Linked DNA regions of Mus musculus: region 2 is linked to region 1. Evidence: chromatin loops called from intact Hi-C (ENCODE). Cell type or tissue: left cerebral cortex. All regions are shown on one strand. Each heading gives the region's core, and the rest is flanking DNA. Links, peaks and the distances in the headings are about the cores only.

Region 1 (10,424 bases), core at 1,342-9,341:
CACACACTCCCCTACCCACCCCCTCCCACTTCTTGGCCCTGGTGTTCCCCTGTACTGAGGCATATAAAGTTTGCAAGACCAATGGGCCTCTCTTTCCACTGATGGCCGGCTAGGCCATCTTCTGATACATATGCAGCTAGAGACATGAACTCCAGGGGGTACTGGTTAGTTCATATTGTTGTTCCACCTATAGGGTTACAGACTCCTTTAGCTCCTTGGGTACTTTCTCTAGCTCCTCCATTGGGGGCCCTGTGATCCATCCAATAGCTGACTGTGAGCATCCACTTTTGTGTTTGCTAGGCTCTGGCATAGCCTCACAAGAGACAGCTATACCAGGGTCCTTTCAGCAAAATCTTGCTAGTGTATGCAATGGTGTCAGCATGCCAAACCCCTCTGCTCCTTTGGAAAGTGGCACCTATGACCGACATCAACCAATACTATGCAACTGTGTTTATTTTTGATGATGGCACTTTCTCTAAGGAAAAACATATTACAAGCAGTTGTTAGCTTGGGGTTCACACACAAATGGGCAACAGGTCCGATTTGGCTCATGTAGCTCAGTTTTCCAGTTCCTGCTTTGGTGGAGGATGACTTACAGGGAGAGATTCTCCTGTGAGTCGTACTCCAGCATCAGCAGTAAAAATAACAGCAGCTGGGACTTGACTACCCATTTAGGTCAAACTGGATATCAGATATTGTTTTAAGCTCTTTGGGCAAATTATCTTCCTTACTATCTTAGTGACTCTGCGTAATAGGTAACTCTGTGTAACAGACACCGTTATCATTCCCACCTCGCGGATGCGAAAATAAGCCCTAAGAGGCGCTTTGTGAGAGCAGGGATCCCCCCAGCCTTCCTCAGGAGTCCCTGGCGGCATCATTAATCTCATTTGGGTCATTAGACACATCCCCATCAGCACCCAGGCTGCAGTGGCTGAGGCTCACCCAGGGAGGGAGGCTGCAGATAGCATGCTCACCTCCCTATACTAATTTTAGCTACAAAGGCAACATCATAAAGCTTATTATGAAAATCTAGGGACCATTGGAAAAGCTAACAAAAGAGAACAGATGCATGTTTGCCACACACAGTTCATCTCCCTCAGCAGTTAGGTGCCAGCATTCCCTGTCTTTCACCAGTGTTTTATGTACAAGTTGCTTATATTTTTAATACTTTTACTGAGGTATAGTTTACATGTAATATGATTCGGCTCTTCCAAGTATGCAGCTTAATGGGTTTCGTTATACACTATTCATTTTTTGTAAATCTGTTATTTAAAAATCTTAACTGAGCTATTTAATAATGTTACTCATATAATTATAATGCTATAATTATATCTGTACAAGATTTGCCACCATTTAAAAAATTTTTTTCATCACCCCATAGAAATTTATAGCCTTTTAGTAATAACTTCCCGTTCTTTTCTCCTCCCTCCAGTCCCTGGTAACTGCAATCTCCTGTTCTCCTATGAATTTGAACATTCCAGGCCTTCCACAAGAGTAGAATCATACAGTACTTGTTCTCCTCCAGCCTATTTGCTTAGTCTAAGATGTGCACACTGCTTTTTCAGTCTATGCCGTCAGTTAATAACACATTCTGAAGCTGTTTCGCATAGGCAGAGCCTGGGAAGAGTAGGTGGGCCAGTTTGTCTGTCTGTCTGTTTGTCTGTCTGTCTGTTTTGAGACAGGTCTTCTTCATGAAGCCCTGGCTGTCCTGGACTTGCTTTGTAGACCAGGCTGGCCTTGAATTCACAGAGCTCCACCTGCCTCTGCCTCCTGTGTGCTGGGATCAAAGGTGTGCACAACCATGCCAGATCAGTGGGCCACATTTTATAAGCCATGCTTAAGCATTTAGATTTTATTGGATAGGCAGCAAGAGTAGTAAACTTCCCTCCCTCCCTCCCTCCCTCCCTCCCTCCCTCCCTCCCTCCCTCCCTCTGCCCTTCCCTTCTTCTTTCTTCCTCCTCACCTCTCCCACCATTGCTCCTTTCTCTTCCTTCCCTCCTTTTCGATTTTCTCTTCCCTTTCCCCATTTCCTCTTTTCTCTCAGTAGGAGATAGATTGTTCAGGTTGGATCTTGACTTACAAGATCTTGACTTCCTGAGCTCTCTTGATAGCTGGGCTTTTAAGCTCTTCCTGTGCCAGTGGGAAGACATCTTCCTTCCTGCCCAGGTGGTATGTGTAACATCCATAGAGTTTGGGGGAGAAACTGATTGCTGGCTCTGCAGTCCACCATGGGAGCAACATGACATGTTATTCTGAGGATAACAAGACAAGTGAGTTCTTATGGCAGGCAGAATTGTTCCCTGGGTTGTACTTTGGCTTCCATGCCCCTCATATATTACGTGTGATGCATCTTTTTATGAAAAGTTCACAAAATTTTCCCTGTGAGCATGATCTTCATAGTTACAGAGATGTTAAAGTCAGAACATAATTCAGGGATAGAATTGTAAGTCTTTAAGTTAGAAATGATGGTAGAGTACTTTATCTAATTGACAAATATGATGTTAATTGTATATCATACTTTGTAATTTATATAATTGTCATGGTTATGCTCAACTTATGTTTGAGAGAAGAGCCTTTTTTTTTATTGGACAGAAGAAGTGAGATGTTGGAAATTGATCCTAATGCTTTGTCTTAATTCAGCTCTCAAAATCCATGCTTCCAGATGCTGTCCCCAGCTGGCTTTGATTGATAATAAAGAATTGCCATACAGCCAATGGCTAGGTGGGAAGACAGAGGTAGGTGCAGGCTAGGGACTGAGGGTGAAGGAGAGAGAGAGAGACAGAGACAGAGAGAGACAAAGAGAGATAGAGACAGACAGAGACAGACAGACAGAGAGACAGAGAGAATCACCATGATAGGGGAATAGAGAGATCAGACTTAAAGGCCAGCTGGCACGTAAGATTCTGGGGAAGCCACTCCCTCACTTGGGTCTGGGTAACCAAAGATAAAAAGTAAATTTAGAAAATGTGAACTCAGGAATATCAGAGGGGAGTGTGTGCTAGCCGCAGGGAAGTTTAGAAGTGCCCAGCCATTGAGCTAATTAGACATATTAAAAATTAAACTGCTCGCTCTGTGTGTGTGTGTGTGTGTGTGTGTGTGTGTGTGTGTGTGTGTTTGTCTTTCATTTGAGACTCCAGAGAGCTCTGGCGGGTGGTTAGGAGCACAACCCAACAAGGGTTCAGTTCAGGTTAACTATTCACTCCTACAGATGGGAACTCTCTATTGGCTACATAGGCTGGCTCGGCAGCCACTGTCTGCCCTTAGGATGGCTCTCCTTTGTTTTAAGGATAGAGAATAATTTAAAATTACAATTACTATGTGTGTCTGTCTGTCTGTCTGTCTGTGTGTTGTGTGTGTTTGTGTGTGAGTATATTGGGAGTTGGTTCTCTATTCCATCATGGGAGTCCAAGAATAAAACTCAGGTTCATGAGGCTTGGTGACAAATGCCTTTGGCTATTCAATGGTTTTGCAAACCCCACTTCTTTTTATAGTTGCTTTTGTTTCCATTTACATCCTACTTACATTTATAGATATGTGTATGTGCTACCACATTCATGTATAGGTTAAAGAACAACTTGTGGGATGGGTTATCTTCATCCACCTCATGATCAGTTTGGCTGCTTTACTTCTTGGTGTCTTGCCCTGGATTCTATTAACCTCAGCTGCTCATGAAATTTACTGTGCTGGTGATGCTGCTGCCTCCTCCTCCTCCTCCTCCTCCTCCTCCTCCTCCTCCTCCTCCTCCTCCTCCTTCTCCTCCTCCTCCTCCTCCTCTTCTCCTTCCTCCTCCTCCTCCTCCTCCTCCTCTCTTCTTCTTCTTCCTTTTCCTTTTCCTCTTCCTCCCCCTCCCCCCTCTCCTCCTCCTCCTCTCTTCTTCTTCTTCTTCTTCTTCTTCTTCTTCTTCTTCTTCTTCTTCTTCTTCTTCTTCTTCTTCTTCTTCTTCTTCCTTTTCCTCTTCCCCTTCCTCATCCTCGTCCTCCTCCTCCTCCTTCTGGTGATGTTACTTTAATTTTCCTATCTCTTAGCTGTGTTCTTGAAGCAAATTGTCAAGCCTTGAGCATCTCTATGTGGATTCAATTGGTCTCTCTTAGAGGCCTTGAGCTGACCTTTCTTTCATCTTTGAAGCTTTTTCTCATTTCTCTTACTGGCTCAGAGAGCATACCTGTTTTCAGCTGGGTGTCCTAAATGGTGGTGACTCTAAGGTACTGTTTTTGCATGTGAGCAATGTTGACTTGTTGGACCTCTTTCAAGCAGGCATCATCTTTTCTTCCACATGGTTGAGGTTTGAGTTGTTATCTTTGTCTGCCTGGACTCCCCCGCCCCACCTACAAGCTTTTCAGACCATCTGGCGGAACTTCTTACCTTTCTTTTCTAGACTGTCCTGTGGCATCAGCTGCCTTCACAGTCTCTGTCAGCCCATAGATTGCCTATAGAGTCCCTCTCATGCTACATAGCATGCTTGATGATACTTCCCCATTCAGCTCCATGTTCTCTGTAGATCTGCTCTATTTCTCTCATGATTCAGCCATATACAGTCATACAGCCCACCCTCCTCCCTCAGCGCAGGAGGATCCTTCCTGTCCTCAAGCTGCCATCTGCCCATTTCCCTCTTTCTTGCCCATTCTATCCTTGAGTTTGCATTTACAATTTACATCGCATCTTCTGTGACCCACTTTCTCCTACACCTTCCCCCTTGGTACTTCCACCATGTTGATGTCAGCTTTGGAGAACACAGCTCCCCATTTTATTACTATGGCTCTTGCCTTCTTGTCCCACAAAACTATGTTCCTCGAGAGATGCACGAATGCTAGTCTTGATGTACAAGACCCCACATCTGTCTCAGAACTTGGAGATGTGGAAGAGATGATTAAAAAGACTTGTTACCATGAGATAGGTTTCAAATCCAGACATTATTTACCAGCTGTTTGGGCCTGAACATGTCATTTCCCTCTATAATGTCTTGATCTATGAAGTGGAAGTAGAATATGTACTTTGCCTGTTGGTTCCAGATATTAAACTGCATTGAACAGTTAATAGAACCTCTTACCCAGAGCAGCAGTGTAGTGTGTGAGATCAGGTAGTTCTGGTATTTGGTCATTTCCCCTGAAGCCCTAGTCTTTTAAGTATTTTTCTGAATATTGTCTTTTTTCCCCACTCTCCTCTCTGAATTGTGTATTCTTGGCATGGGTAAAAAGGCTTGATGTAGGAAGGTTTGGTGTAGGAGGGTGACAAAAAGTGGAAAAGGAGAAAGGAAATTGAGAAAGTGCCTTCATTGGGCAGCAGAGCTCTAATTTTACCTCGGCAGTTGTTGTGTGATAGACTCCCCTGTCTAGCTCCAGGCACCAGTCCTGGCGATGAAACAGTGGAGTTTTTAAGCAAACAAACCAGATTTTGCACGGTGTACATTTTTGCAAATTCATGCACCCATGTTGAAGTAAATTTCTACCAAGTAAGTTAGCCAGTTGTCAAAATGTCACTTTAGACCATTCACTGTTTCTGGTAATTTTATTATTCAACTTTTCTGTTGAGCTCTTCATTCAGAACCAAATGGTCTCCAGCATCAGCTTATGGTAACAGATTAACATTAATAACAATGGTAATAATGAACTCAATAGGTAGTGAGTCTCTATGAGGAATCACACTGAATATTATTTCACTCTCATGGTAAAGTCAGGGAACAAATGTCATCTTTCTATATTACCAAGGGAATCAGGGCTTAGAGGAGCTTGCCCATCCTCATTTACCAGGTGGGAATGTTGACAGGTAAAACAAAAAGTCTGACTTGAAGCCTCATAATAATATAGGATAATAAAATAAAGTGTGTATTACATCTTTTTTAAGGATGTAGTTGCCTTTTGAAATTCAAGCTACACATGACCAACCTGATAGTTGTAATAGCTGTAAGATTCTAACTATACTGACTATGTAAGCTAGATTAAAATAATGCTTTTCTTTTGTCCAGTACCTCATGTCAAGAAAGTAACACTGTAGGTAATTCCCATAAGTTATGTGACAGTGCCTCTCTCACCTTATGATAATTATTCAGAATTTAAAGAATCTTTATGCAAAATAAAACAATAGAGAAGAGGCCAGTTATTCCATTGTGTTTTGTCTATTATTAAAATACATCAGAGGAGGAGGCGGAGGAGACTATTGGATGGATCACTTTAGAAATATCATTTTCTTTAATCAAGAACCGGTGGCACCATCAGGTTTGTTCGAGAGGAACTTGAGGATCAGAGAGGTTCAAGTTCACTCCAATATCATGCTAGCTAAGGCCCAGCACCAAACCTCACCCATATGATGCCAATTCAGAGGGAGAAGAGTATCCTGAGGGAGAAGAGCATCCTGAGGGAGAAGAGCATCCTGAGGGAGAAGAGCATCCCGAGGGAGAAGAGCATCGATTCTGTGGTCAGGATCTGCTGCTCTCTCCTCTTTTCTCCGTAGTCTACAGCAGAGTTTACCTTTATCCATTTATTTTCAAAATTGGGGCAGAGGGGCCAGGCATGGTGACGCATGCCTTTAATCCCAGCACTCGGGAGGCAGAGGCAGGTGGATTTCTGAGTTTGAGGACAGCCTGGTCTGCAAAGTGAGTTCCAGGACAGCCAGGGCTACACAGAGAAACCCTGTCTCGAAAACAAAAAAAACAGAACAAAACAAAATAAAAACTGGGGCAGAAATCTTAGGGAAGTGGAACCATGTAAATGGTGTACTTTCATTTGATGAGTTGGCATCTCTAAATATAATCAGGTATGCATGCAACAGGGGTTGTAAGTGGATGGGGCTCTGGAAGGCTATTTCCTTGATGCTTGCCATATTTATTTAGAGTTTTAAAAATTCCCTTATGCTATAGTGCTCATTCATCTCACAGAATCTACTGTCTCATCAGGGTTTACCTTCGGAGCATGAAATGAGACCTTCACAAATGACCTTGATCTTTACATGGGTGAAGTAGGTTTTCTGCCTGTATAAAGCAGTGGATGATGGCCCTGTATATATGCAGGTCAGCCTGTGAGACCTGCATTGGCAGTCCAGAAGCTGCTCTGGCCCCATCAGTATCTCCTGTGGACACACATGAATTGCAAGGAGTCCAGAACACCATTTTGGATATTATCACTGTAGAGTGAAATGTTGGGGGTATCTGGAAAGCAGTTTCTAACAGATCCCCAGAAGGTTGCTGTTCTTGTGAGTGGTTCAAAAAAGCTATGCATGCTGACTGGGAGAACACTTCCAGGACTTTAGAGCCCTCTGATTTTCATACAAAAACATGAAATGCTAACCTTTAAAATGCCGAGTCGGAGCAGGTAGAGTTGAGAGGTTGCTATAGAAAATTCAAAGCCTGAAATAAAATGTTGACTCTTCAATTATTTATAGGAGAGTTGGTTGACTTCTCATTTAAATAGTATCCAAACTATGCTATTAGCTTGGGTTTGAGCTCTACTGTTTATTATCTGTGTTACTGAGCAAGTTATTTTTCATCTCTGAGGTTTGCTTTTCTCATTCTTAAAGTAAATGTAATTTGCCTAGCATAGAAAAAGTCAGACCTATAATCCAAGTTGTTTGGGATGCTTAGACAGGAGGACCACAAAGACCATCTAGGAGGCTCCAGCATAGGTTTAGGATAGTCTTGAAACTCAGTGCAACCTTGCCTCAAAATGTAAAAGTGAAAGGAGAGCTGGGCTGCAGCACTGGCCATGTGCAAGCCTTATACTCAGTCCCTAGCTTTATAAAGGAAAGCAAATGAACCTAAGTCTGACTAATATATAAAATGCTGAGTATTGTGCTAGGAACATCGGAGGAGCTCAATGAACAGCCATCCTGATGATGCTCACTGTTTGAAGAAAAACATGGCACCAAGCAGGAAGGGGAGCTTGGTTCTATCTCTGTGAGGTTCTGATGTCTGGGCTCAGGAGTGAGGCGTGAGTGAGTGGATGAAGGATACAGGCAGATGCTAACCACGTACACATCAGCTCACTGTGGAACCAGGCTCAGATGAACTTTACAGCAGGCTGTTATGGCCAGGTATGTACCTATATTGCTGTCTGGGATGTGTTCATGTTAAACTAGAAAATGGCATTGAAGAAATTAGATCAACGGTTTCAAAAACAACTTTCTGTCCATTCTAAATGTGACTTAGTGATTTGGGGCTTCCCTGCTGCTTTGATTCTCCCATGCCCTCACTGGAAGTAATCTGTGGCTGATTGTCCAGGGCTGCTATTGTGTTTCACAGCCAGTTCTGATTTGGTCCTTTGAGGGACAGGAACCAGCGGGAGCGAATGGCCTTGGTTGGACTGTGCAGCTGCCTGGTTCACCGGGATGCTGTGGGTAGCCTGACTAATTGGGAGCAGTCAAGGTGTCCCTGAGGGATTTCCGAGAGCATGTGGTCCTGTCCAGCCTGATTCATCATCTCCCCATGGAAAGTACAGTGCAGGAGCAGACTGAACATCTTGGAGCCTTCTCAGAAGTGTGGGTGGGGCCCAAAAGTTTTAAGTTATTTTGGGATTCAACGGATTTGTTTTTGTTTATGTGAGAGGAAAAGAGGAGCCAGACTGTACCCTGAGCTTGGGTGATGGGGGAGTCTAAATACACAACTTGACATTTCCCTACTTGGTGCAGTATTCATTGGAATGGTGGATCATTTTGGCACATCATTTAGAGAATAGCTTTAGATCTTTGTACCGGGAAAAGTGAAGTGATAGGTCCATCTTCCTCCTAGAGTCACATTGTGTTCTCACATTAATATACTTACGACTCCTACTTGTGCTAATAACTGGTCAAGGGTTTGTTTGCTCATCAGTGCATCTGACTAGCTTTAGAACAGCATTCTTTTTCCTCACAGTGATGTTCAATTTTAAAAAGAAGACTCAGTTCTGGTTGCCATCCATCTGCATGTCCTTGCCTTTTGTACATTTCAAGATGAATTGTTCACATAAGAAAATAAACACCTTCCAGTCCTTGGCATTTGATGCGGTGTCTGTTTATTACATATTGTTTCATTGCACAATTCTTCTAGACCAGAGATTTATTTCATAACAAGAAGACTCAAGCAGCAAGACCTTCTAGCTGGGGCTGTGGTGGGAGCTCTTACTTTGGGGAGAGGATGCAAAATTGTTGAACAAAAAGCTTTTTGTTGGGGAAGGGTTAGGGTTTTTCTTCTGTAGTTCAGCCTGATCTTGAACTTGCAGTGATCCTCCTGCCTCAGCCTCTTGAGTTCTAGAGTGATAGGTGGGATTCACTGTGCCCAGCTTTGATAAATTAGCTCCTAGAAGGAAAGCCTACTATATTTGTCATGATTTTCCATACACACAGTAGCTCTCAGTTATTCCCATTGCTTGAGATGTAGGTGCTTATGGAGAAAATGACAAGGACACAATGAGATCCCTGTTCTGCTTGCTGATCTTGGAGGGCTAGGCCAGATTCAAGATGAGACAGGTGGAGAATTTGTAGTGCTGTGCAGCACTCCAACTCAACACTGTTGACACTTGGTGTTGTGGGGGGTTGTTCTGAGCATCCAGAGAGATACAGCCATATCCTTGGCCTCTACTCTCTAAATGCTAGTTGCATACCATCCCCAGCTGTGACAGACAGACAGACAGGCAGGCAGGCAGGCACACAGACAGACAGACAGATAAGAAGAAACAAGTCCAAATTGTGTTGCCCACATACTTACTGGAAGGAACATAGTCAAACTCCCAGTAGCTAGCCCCTTAGAGAAAACAGAGTCCTTTTCCACTCACATCCCTGCACCAGAAACCATCAGCTGTAGAGAGCTATACTTCAGCATCCTTATTATTGATGGTAACACAGTCCACAGAAATCAATACAGACCCTGCTGCAGTAGGACCAAGGACCCAATCATGTCTCTTGGCAGCAGCATGGACCTGGAACATCACCATGTCTTCAGGTGGCAATGTAGGCTACTCACTCTGCTGGGACTGTTAAACACATAAACAATGAGATACTAAACATGTATTTAAAATATTTACATTTATTTATTTTATATATCTGGGTATTTTGCCTATATGGACCATATGAGCCAGAAGCGACTAGAAGAGAGGGCATCAGATCTCCCAGACTTGGAATTACAGTTGTTTGTGAGCCACTGTGTGGGTGCTAGGAATTGAACCTGAATCTTTTGGAAGAGTAGCCAGTGCTCTTAACATCTGAGCCATCCATCTCTCTAGCTCCAACATAGACTGTTTTAGGCTGCTAAATTTGTGGTACACCTTTATCTAATAATGAATAATGCATAGACACTGAATACACCTAGGGACTTTCAGTAGACAAAAGTACTTACAATTCAACATGTCTGTCTGAACTTGACCTTTATCTTGTCCTGTGTCCATTTCTTTGGGACTATTTCTAACAAACCAACTACAATACAATCAACCATGTGTTTGAGACTATCCTTCACTTCTCTCTTC
Region 2 (10,424 bases), core at 862-8,861, 52 kb before region 1:
AAACAAAAAAGCAAAACAAAACAAAAAACAAAAAAACTAAAGAATAAAAAAAAATTAAAATTCTGTGCCTTTTGCCATTGGGAAGTCATGCACTTTTTGAGGAGCCAAAGAAAACATAACTTTCCCTAGGGAAAAACATGTATATCCTGAACTATGTATATTTCTCTTTCTTATTTCTAAACTTCAAGAGCATCTAACAATGTCTACATCAAGGACGTGTGTGTGTGTGTGTGTGTGTTATGTGTGTGTGTATGTGTAGTCAGGAACCTTAGAGAGTATTTATGTGAGGTGGAACCGTGCTAATGGACTATACCCATTCACTAAAGGTATTCAGGTACAGTGTACTGGAGGGGAGAACTTCAGTGCATTTTCAAGAGTAAGTTACTTGAAAGGATTTAAATAGTATTGAGTGTCATAATGAAACATATTATTTTCATATTTATTCCACTAAGTTTATATTCTGGGTTCAGAAATTTCCAGTTTGCCTCAGATTTTCCCTTTCCCTTTCCCCTTCTCCTTCTCCTTCCCTTCCTCGTTCCCTCCCTCCCTCCCTCCCTTCTCTCTCTCTCTTTCTCTCTCTCTCTCTCTCTTTCCTTCTTCTCTTCTTTCTGTAATTAGAGGTCAAATCTAGTGTTAAATTCATTTATGCTGTAGACATTTGTGTTAGGGCAACCAAGGATTTTGGTGTTTTATCAAGTAAGAGTTATTTGAGTACCCACTGTTTCTAGTTATCTACTGTTTCTAGTTATATATCAGAAAGCTCTGCTGAAGTTTCAGAAGTTCTTTCAATCCCGCTACCATTTCATGAATAGTAGTAGAAACCAGCTCCCTTTTCTGTGTAGACAGAGAGTAAGGAACCCAGCAGGGGAATATCTAGTTTGAGATAAACAATGAACTACTTCAGTTTTTACTATGGACTCCGTTTAGTTTAGAGAAGGAAACTTCTTGCTACATTTGTTTATTAGAAGACTGGCTGATATCAGTGTGATTTTTCTCCTTCTGCAGAAGCCTAGGCAGAGGCCAGGAGAACAAACACCGTATGCACCCAATATTCAGCTCCCGTAGAGCTTCGAGAAAGGGTGGCATGAAGCTGGGGTGGGGCAAGGTCTGGGCACTCGTGTTTTTCAGACAAGTATTGAAGTATTAGAAGTAAAGAACCTTTTAGTGTACCTTTCTGGCTGTCACATGCTTGCTTGATAAATAAGAAATGAAAAGATTACTTTAGCTTCACCCATACACACCCGAAATGAATGATGGTAATTAACAGGAATTATTGTGTGCTAAATACTGTGCTAAGATTCCATATATGGCTTTTAACCTCTGTGATGGTCTCGTGGAGGAGGCACTGTTAGTTAGCAGCCCCAGGTCTTAGTGAAACTGAGGCGAGGCTAAGGGGGAGGACTTCACCCAGAGTCACAGATAACCAATGAATGGTAGAGCTGGAGCTGAAGCCAGGCTGACCTCCTCTAAAGACTGCTCAAAGCAAAAGAGCTGGCTGGAGTATAGTCTGGTTAGAACTTGCACACATGGGGAAATCTTTGGATGGGTGTGAAGTGACATTAGAGCCCATGGGGGTTATATCCTGTGTATGTTTCATTCAGAACTTCTGGTGAACTTTTCTGAGAGTCAGAACCTGTGTGCCATTCCTGAACATATCCTTAACGCTTGCTAAATTGGAGTTCCCTACCCTCAATGTACGTAGGTTGTAAAATGACGCTCCTCCATGGTCCTTACATAGTGATCCTGTCAATCTCAGCTTTCCCTTTTACAGTTGATGCATTCAGTATTCAAAGACTATCTGTGAGCAGAACTGACTGGGTGGTGTTAGCACGGTCTGCTTCCCCCCGCTTCTGCTTGTCTTTGATAGCAGTTGGAATTAGCATCTTAAGAGCTAGATTGTTTGGCTTCCATCAGCAGCCATGGGACTTTGGTCAGCTTAGTCTTTGAAGTTGTTTCCTCACTGTAAAGAAGATGTAGTAAGAATGCCCACTCGGCATATACATTTTATAGGATTTCAGTGTAATTGTATAGAAGGAAAAGTTCATATAAAATTATTTAGCATATACTAACATGAACAAACATCCAAGTCACAGATGATGATGATGATGGCTGTGAAGGAAGCCAGTCTGAGCACCAAAAGCAAGACATGCAGAAGGGCAGAGCAGAAAAGTAGATGACAGAGGCATGGAACTGGAACCTTGATGGCTCTTGATGTGTTTGAAACCTGTATCTCTTGTGGAATTCCCATAATTCTTAAGACAAATGTAAGTACACACTTTGTTACCAATAAACAATGTATCCGGATATATCTGACTAGCCTTGTCTGGTCAGAGCAATCATGTTAGAAGCTTTGTGGTTAAGGAAGGGGTGTACTAATCCTGTTCTTGCCTTGAGAAAAATATACAATTAAAATGTTTCAGAAGCCCAGATAGGAAATAATGAAGGGAATCATACAGAGACTAGAGCCCTGGAGAGAGTGTTCAGAAGGGCAGAAGGTGGGTACAGAGATTAGGGCCAGAGTCTCATTTCCTGCACGAGGAGCAACCACTAGAAAATGCACGCCTAGAGATTTACTTCATGAAGCTCAGGGACTGACGCAGGGAGGAATTTGTGCACTGAGATTTAAAGAAGAGAAAGACAAATTGGCTCATAAAGGTTATATTTTCTTAGAGGATTTTCATCCTCCGAATCAGAAGAAGCTAATATTGTGCTTAATATAGCATGGATAACACGTATAAAGCTGAGCTGTGCTTTACTTCCGTGAGTCTTCCTGTGTGTCCTGCTCTTTGAGCTCTAGTGAGGCCACAGAACAATGAGAATGATCTAGAAAAGGGAATGCGATGTTGGTGAGACAAAGTCCAGAGAACAGAAAAAAGGAAAGTTCAGCCTTGGGCAAATAAAAGGTGTGTCTTCCTCAGGGATGATGTCCAGATAATGGGACACTTCTGCCTGTGAAGCAGAGGGAACTTTAACCCTAGGCGGTTCTTCGTTTCACAACAAAGCAGGAAACCTCAAACCTGGAATGAGTCTGAACTTGGATCTGATACTGGCCATGGTGTGCTAATATGACTGCAAATGACTTCTGCTCCCGGGACCTCCGTTTCACCTGCTGTGGCATCTAGCTTAATAGAATTATCTCAGAAGACAAAATTCATTGAACTCCTCCTTAACTCTTTACTGTTCAAAAGTTGTCAAGAATGTTGGAGAGATGGCTTGAGTAGGTAAAGTGCTTGCATAAGGACCCTAGAATCCACATAAAAAAGCTGGGTGTGGGGTAGAAACCCCAACACTAGAGAAGCAAGTGGATCCCTGGGGCTCCCTGGCCAGCTGGCCTACCCTTCTGGGCAGTGGGAGAACTTGTCTAAAAAAATAAGGTCATTGTTCTCTTGGCTTCCACATGCCCCCCCCCCGTCCCCCCCCCCCACACCATTTGTGGAAGTAATTAAAAGTGTTCTCAGAGCACCTGAAAGTCAGTGCTGTTATAATATGACTTACATGTGCGGTTTTGATGGGGCACAGGGCTGAGATGTGACAGGTGAGGCAGAGAAGCAGATAGACAGAGAGGCTGGCGGGGCAGGGATCCTGGTACTCCCGTGGGTGCACTGGTGGGTGCATTCCAGTGCTGCTGAGGAAGCAGTCCACAGGCTTGCCCTGTGCTGACTAAGCACTGCCACTGCCTTGCTTGCTGGAGAGAGGAGCCACCAGCGTTTCCCTCAGGAGAAACTTTACAAGTAAAGGCTAATTTTACTTTCGCTGTTGATGGCATTTCTCAGCTATTCTAATTAGCCTCCTAATAGAAATGCTACAGAAATATATTCCATGCTCCCGAGAGAGCAGAGAGGGGAAAAGGTTGTTTTTAAGTAACCCAGAATAGGTTTTACCTGTGGATTCCAGACCCGCATGGTCCCTTCTCATGACTTTATGAAAGGGCAGACACCCTTGGCTTAGATTAAATGCCTGTCTCTACTTCATTGTCAACTTATAGACTCTGTGAGACACTCCCCAACTGCAAATAAATGATTTTAACAAGGCAAATGACAGTTGTATTAATGGGTTAAATGCTGTCTCTCCCTTTTTTCTAAGGAGTATTTTGTTAATTTATGGATCATATTTTGCTTTCTCCTTCAGTATTTAATTATGTATCCATATGTCCATCCCTCCTACTGTTCCTCCCTCCTTCCCTTCCTCCCTCTATCCATCCATCGCCTATCCATCCCTTCATTAAAATACCAATTCTGAATATAACATTTGCTTAGTAAATAGCTATTAAATGAAATACAAAACTGTGCACACCGCTAATGCCTTTTAAATTTCATTAGACTATGAGGCCTAGATCTAAAAGGTTAATACCATGCAAAAAGTCAAGGTTTAGGGTTTTCCTTTATTCCTTTTTAAGAGAAGATTGTTTTATTTTTAATTTATGAGTATGAGTGTTTTGCCTGCATGTATGTATATATGTGTTCCTGGTCCCTGTGGAAGCCAGAAAGGGCCTTTGAGTCCCTGAAAGTAGACTTATAGATTGTTGTGGGCTGCCATGTGTGTACTAGGAACTGAACCCTGGTCTTCTATAAGATCAGTCAGTGCTCGTGACCACTGAGTCATCTCTCTAACAGCCTGATTTTCTTGAATATGGACAAGAGATTATTGTTTTGAGTCTAGTAGGTGGGACCTCCCTTAGGTAGGACATAATCTCTCTGGGTTCCTGTAGTTCATCCCTTGGTTGACATACATAGTTTTAGATTTAAGGTGAAATAAGAACATTTCTGAATCCAAGAGTTGGTAAGATATAGACTGTGTTAGAATCATGGCTTGCATCAGGACAGACCACACCAGGCCAAAGCAGTTCCATGTGGCAGAGGTTTATTGTGGGGGAAAAGAGCAAAGGTGGCCACCAAGAAGGGGTGGGAGAGAGGTCAGAGGAGTCTGCCTTTTATTTGGATAGTGACATAGCCGCTCGCAGGTAGCAGTGGGAGGTGGGAGGTGAGCCAAGTGGATTCTGGGAATTCGTATAGGATGCCACAGCTGCAGATGTTCGGATCTCTGTCACTGAGGTGTGCTGTCACTGGGTTCAGAGCTGATCCTGATACCAACCTAGATAATGATGTGCTCGCACAGTCTGGAGTAAGAACCCTGACTCCACACGTATGTGTGTGCAATAGCAGCTTAAGGACTCTTTGGTCTCACAGAGTTTAGGAGCCACTCATGCAGGTCTGAAGAATGGGATCAGAGATGAGTAAGGCATACCAGGTATTGGTTAATTCTAAGAAGCTGAGACATGATCCTGGCGGGTGGTTCCTGGCTGGTGCCTGGCTGGGAGTGAGAAGGATAAAAGGCTGGAGAGCCAAGGGAGAGATAGCTCATATTAAGAATTCAGTGTAGACAAAGGTGCCACCTTCTTATGCTAAGAAGGCAGATGCCTTCTGTGCAGAGCTTGCTTTGCAAGAGGGAAGTTAACTGCCTTTGTTTTACTGATGACTGGAATCTGTACAGCTGTTTGTGACTCTTGAACTTCCTAGCAAAGCACAGGCAGATACAGCTGCAATGAGCTCAGCATCCCGGGCCTGCCTCTTCTAAGGACATTGCTCATTTCAATGGTACTTAGCTTCATCCCAGCGGCTGCTTCCAGTTTCATGTTGGGTACATGTGACCATGCAATGTTTGCACGTGTGTGTGTCTACTTATCTCTGTATGTGTTTAAGCTCAATGTTACGACTTGAGCAGGCTAACCACTATAAGTGACAGTTAATTGTCTTGGAGGAAGGATTTCCCAAGGCAGTTCCTTGCCATTCTCAAGTCTGAATCCCATTTAGAAGAAGTCTGTTAGAAATGTCTCTGCAGTGGAAGGTGCTTGCTTACTTTATAAGGAGCATTATTCTTTGACCACAGTGTAGTTTATTGTACACATTTCCATCAGAAAGTAATCTAAGGCCGGGTGTGGTGGTGCATGCCTTTAATCCCAGCACTTGGGAGGCAAAGGCAGGTGGATTTCTGAGTTTGAGGCCAGCCTGGTCTACAAAGTGAGTTCCAGGACAACCAAGGCTACACAGAGAAACCCTGTCTCAAAAAAACAAAAAAACAAAAAAACAAAAAAAAGAAGAAGAATCTGTTTGTTAGGGGTTTACATAGGTTGTTGGTGACTGAATTCTATTGTTCCCTTCTCCCCTCCTCAGTGCCTGTGCAGGAGAATATACAGTTAAAGAGGTCAAAGGGCAGATGGGATCTGACTGTGTTGATGTATGTGTTGATGTACACTTATGCCTGCCTCTACGCAAGATTCTTCAGTTGGGTGTGAGAACTTGCTTCCACATCTACCCTGATCCCACGGTGGTAATATCTGTTCTGTTGGAAACCCTGTAGTCTCCACACTCAGAGAGAACTTGGGGATAAAGAGGGATGGTGGCTTTGGTGTCTTACCATACTGATCCCAGAAATGTGTGGGTAGAGGAGGGTTGGTAGGGCCCTGTCCTCTGAGGCTAGAAAGTGGGGTGATAGGTGTGCTTCCTGGGGAAGCACTGTTGCTACTGGAATGAAGGAAGATGGAATCTTGGATCTGGCTTGTCCTGTTGGGGCTCCATGCAAAAGGATGGGGGCGTAGAGAACAGTTGTGAGCTACCTGCACCATGACGATCTTATCCTGCATATCCTGATAAATGTCTCTGTATTTGGGAAGGAATACTAGATACTCCTTTCGGGGCAGCAACAAGGAGTGATTAAGGGGGACAAGGGGTTGACTAGAGCCTCACAAGAAACTAAGAAATGGGACCTGTCATTCATTCTACAGCTAAGCCCTACTAACATGTCTGTCACTTTTTCCTAAGCCTGGCCAGGGTCCTGACTTCATAGCATTATTTCTTAATAGCTAAATAGGTATTTGAATAGAATAATAGTAAGACCTAACACTTATTGATAACTTGCTACATGCCAGCCATATATATTGACTCATTTGTTACTTGTGATAGCATCACTAGATAGGTGTGGTTTTTGTTCCCTCTTGATGAAAAAACTGAAGGGGCCATATAGGTCGCTGGGAAATGGTAGACTGCTGAGGAAATACTAGGAGTTGAGGCCTTGTCAAAGGAAGTGTGTCACTAGTGAGAGACTTTAAAAGCCCATCACATTCCCAATTAGCTCTCTGTCTGACTCATAGTTGTCGTATCCACAGGTTACGTTCCAGCCCCATTTCTCTCTTTCTGCCATGGTGGTCATGGACTCTAACCCTCTGGAACCTTGAGCTCCCATGATTTCTGTCTTGAGTTGCCTCGGTCATGGTATTTTGTCACACCAATGGAAAAGTAACTAAGACAACATGAAAGGGAAAGAGGAGTTGGGTGCCCAAGACATGTTCTACAGGCCTTTTAGAAATCAGAGTTGCTCCTTTAGCCACACACATACAGATCTATAGGAAGGGTAATACTGAAGACCTCAAGGGAAAGGCACTGCTTGAAAAGGAATGTCCATGAATGTTACCATGGTGAAACTGGAAGAATGTTACCCAGTGTGCTGTTGGCATTGTTATAAACAAGCAAGTCGAGGGCAGAGAGCCTTGCCAAGAGAATCAGTGTGTGTATTGAGCATAGTAAGCACTCAGAGCTGAGATAGCTTCTTAAAATGCCTGAAGGAAAATGTACTTGATCTTGGCCAGATGGCTGGGAAGAAATCCTGAAGGAAGATGATCAGAAAAAGAAGGAAGCCAAAGAGAAAGACTTTAAGGTTCAATTGTAGTGCTGCCTGCTCTACAACTCTGAGAAGCTGTGTGCAGGATCCTGTAACCTGTCCCTTAGGAAATCATGCCATAAGAGATGTAAACACCCAACAGCTGACAGTAAGAACTCTCTCCAAACAACCCATCCCCAAGCTCTGGTAGAAAGCCCTGGGTCCATAAAGTTGATGAACATTACTGGGCTCCAATCTTCTCCTTTGTAAAAATGGACCAAAAGTGATATTATAGGGTTACCAAGTGAGCTATTGTGTTAGTGCTTAGAACAAGGCTGTGTGCTGGCTGTGGTCTCCAGCCCTTCTATTTGGAAGTCAAGTGTATGTCTATGATTTTAATAGAGAAGGGAGTTTTGAAGAGACATGTTTGAAACATGGCAAGAAACAGCCCACAAGAAGACTATTTTTTTCTATCCTATTTTAAATTAGGATGTCCAAATGTGTCTGAGATGTGAGGATTATACCTTCCAGCGTGCCGAAACAATTTTTGGCCATATCTTTTTAGACATGGAGCCGAGCTTTGAGCAGAGTGAGGCTGTGCTCATGTTGGAGGAGGCAGACAAGCAGATGGAAGGTGGTGGAGGGAGCCGCCCGATGTGCGTGTGGAGGAGGCGTTAATATTTCAACATCTTTCTTGTTATTTGCAGATAATTTTTATGAGAGATTTTCAGAGATGCTCAGTTTTTTTCCTCTTCTGAGTGACACAAAACTGTCACAAGTCAATCTATTAAGCTAAAGAAGTTAACACTCCTCTGTTTGGGAATTGACTGAGTCTCAGTTTTGTAACAAAAAACGAGGCTTAGTTTTCTAGATCCTGACTTTTCTTTCCTGAAGTAATTTACCATTTTGCAAAATTCACTCAGCAGCCTGGACTCAGCAGGGTCAAGTTTTGGCTTTGGTCTTATGTGAGAAATAGCTCAGTTTGGTATTAATAATGTGTTCCTTGTTTTTCCTGGGCTACAAGGAGACAGAGGTGAAGGTATTTCATTGATTTTTAAAGCTGGGAACAAGGTTTAAGGCTGACCTTCAAAATAATCGCAGCATGGTGTAATAACTGCTCTAGTGGAGATGCACAGGGCAGTTCAGAGGGAGGCCTCTGGAGGTAGATAGTCCTGGCTCAGGCAGATATACCTGGCGTTAAAAGCTGCCTCTGCATATCTCAGCAGACCCAAACCAACTGGTCACTTGTCTCTGTTGTCACTAGTCAGCTATGAATTCTCCAAATTCCCAGGTTAACATCTGCAAACCAGGAAAACAAGACAACTGTTTCTCCTGTAGTGTAAGTGACAATCCATCCAGAGTACTAAGGGCATAGAAAATGCTCAGGAAATATTAGTCACTAATGTAGGGGTAGAGTACCATGGGGGGGGGGGTGAGTTCTCTATAGAGTGATCATGCTAAGTTACCCATATGGTGTGATGCCTACCTATCACAGTGCAGGTTATGTTTAATGACGACATACTGTATTCCTTGTCTTTAAATCTTTCATCAAAGTTCATTTATTAAATTTATATTCTATATCACAGGGACATAAATTAAGATCTGTTTGCTCTATATATATTCAAAAATTTAATCTTTTGTGTTGTGAGCTGGCCTGCAGCTCACATGGACCCGGTACACCTGGGTGGCAGGTGGGGGCTGAAAGAGAGAAAAATGGTGCCAAGTCAAGGTTCCTGATCAAGACTCAAAAGTTTAATAGCAAATGTGCTTATAAAGTGGGTGGGGGGGCATTCCTGCCAATCCATTCTTGGTGCCTGGAACCAGCTGCAGGTGACTACAGGGTGCAGGACAGGGTGTAGTCTCTGGAACATCTCAGGGGCCTCTCAGCAGGTAGCAATGTCTTAAAGGAGAACAGCGGATGGTGGCCGAACAATAGAGCCATCTAGGCAGGAAGGCTCCACCCCAGGTGGTCTAATTCTCTGTGGCAGCAAGGTCAAAGTCTAGATCAGCCTGTTTCAGGCTGGGGCTGGGGGGTTACACTTTTGGATAGAGTTTTGCATATGACTTTTTTGTAAAACCATCTCTCGATAATTTCAGGTGCTAACAGCTGCTGAAAAAGATGCCCTGATTCGGGCTGTAAGGAAAACTCTTAAGTCACCTTCAGTAATTTAGAGGAAATAGAAGCTCTGGGCCCGCAGTTCCTTCAGAAGATTGCAATATCAAGGAAGGCAGGCAGTGAAGCCGCATCTCCCCACTTCCCTGATGCCCCCCCCCCAAAAAAAAAGTAAAAAGAAGCGGTTAGCCATAATGGCTGTCAGCGCAGTCCTTAGGTGGGTGTAGGGATGACACTGACAACCCTAGGTCTGCTCGTTGCATCCTTAGGTAATGTTAGGTAAGCCAGCTTCTCGGAGAGGCTTTTTGGGGCACAGGGAAGGAGCACGATTCCTGCTGAGGACCGAGGAGTACTGGAAAGGCTTACTTAAGAGTAAGCGCTGAGTAGATGCCCTTAGTACTAAGTGGTTCTAAAAGTGACATTATCTTCCAGAAATTTGGAAACAGGCTCGGAGGTATATCTGGGGCTCGAGTTTAGGAGACCAGGTGACACGGGGTGAGGAGGCAGAAGGAAGTTGAGTTTTTATTCAGGTTCTGGTTTGAGTAGTGTCATTTCTTCCTATCTCCAACCGGCTTATTCTTTTTATATTCTAGGTTAAATTACTACAAAACATTCAATATCACCAGCCTTTTAATCTTCCACCAGAACTCCATTCCCT

The links. Hi-C counts contacts between places; a loop is a spot of excess contacts. Peaks named below come from ENCODE experiments on the same cell type or tissue, not always from the same donor. Only the 100,000 strongest peaks of a DNase experiment are listed, where the experiment ranks them.
Region 2: it touches region 1 in a loop (2.1-fold over the local background); 3 of 42 quality-filtered maps call a loop at or near these places.

The regions. Positions count from the first base shown.
Region 1 is chr14:27,716,690-27,727,113 of GRCm38, forward strand. All of the region lies in intron 2 of Erc2 (ELKS/RAB6-interacting/CAST family member 2), which reads left to right. Among named protein-coding and RNA genes, the nearest start is that of Erc2, 99 kb to the left of the region's middle. In left cerebral cortex, for the core only: no CTCF peak of the experiment used is centred there; DNase peaks (open chromatin) are centred at 4,499, 5,273 and 8,450; H3K27ac peaks cover 524 bases.
Region 2 is chr14:27,664,710-27,675,133 of GRCm38, forward strand. The region is part of intron 2 of Erc2 (ELKS/RAB6-interacting/CAST family member 2); the gene reads left to right. Among named protein-coding and RNA genes, the nearest start is that of Erc2, 48 kb to the left of the region's middle. In left cerebral cortex, for the core only: no CTCF peak of the experiment used is centred there; DNase peaks (open chromatin) are centred at 3,635, 5,266, 7,600 and 8,209; H3K27ac peaks cover 1,548 bases.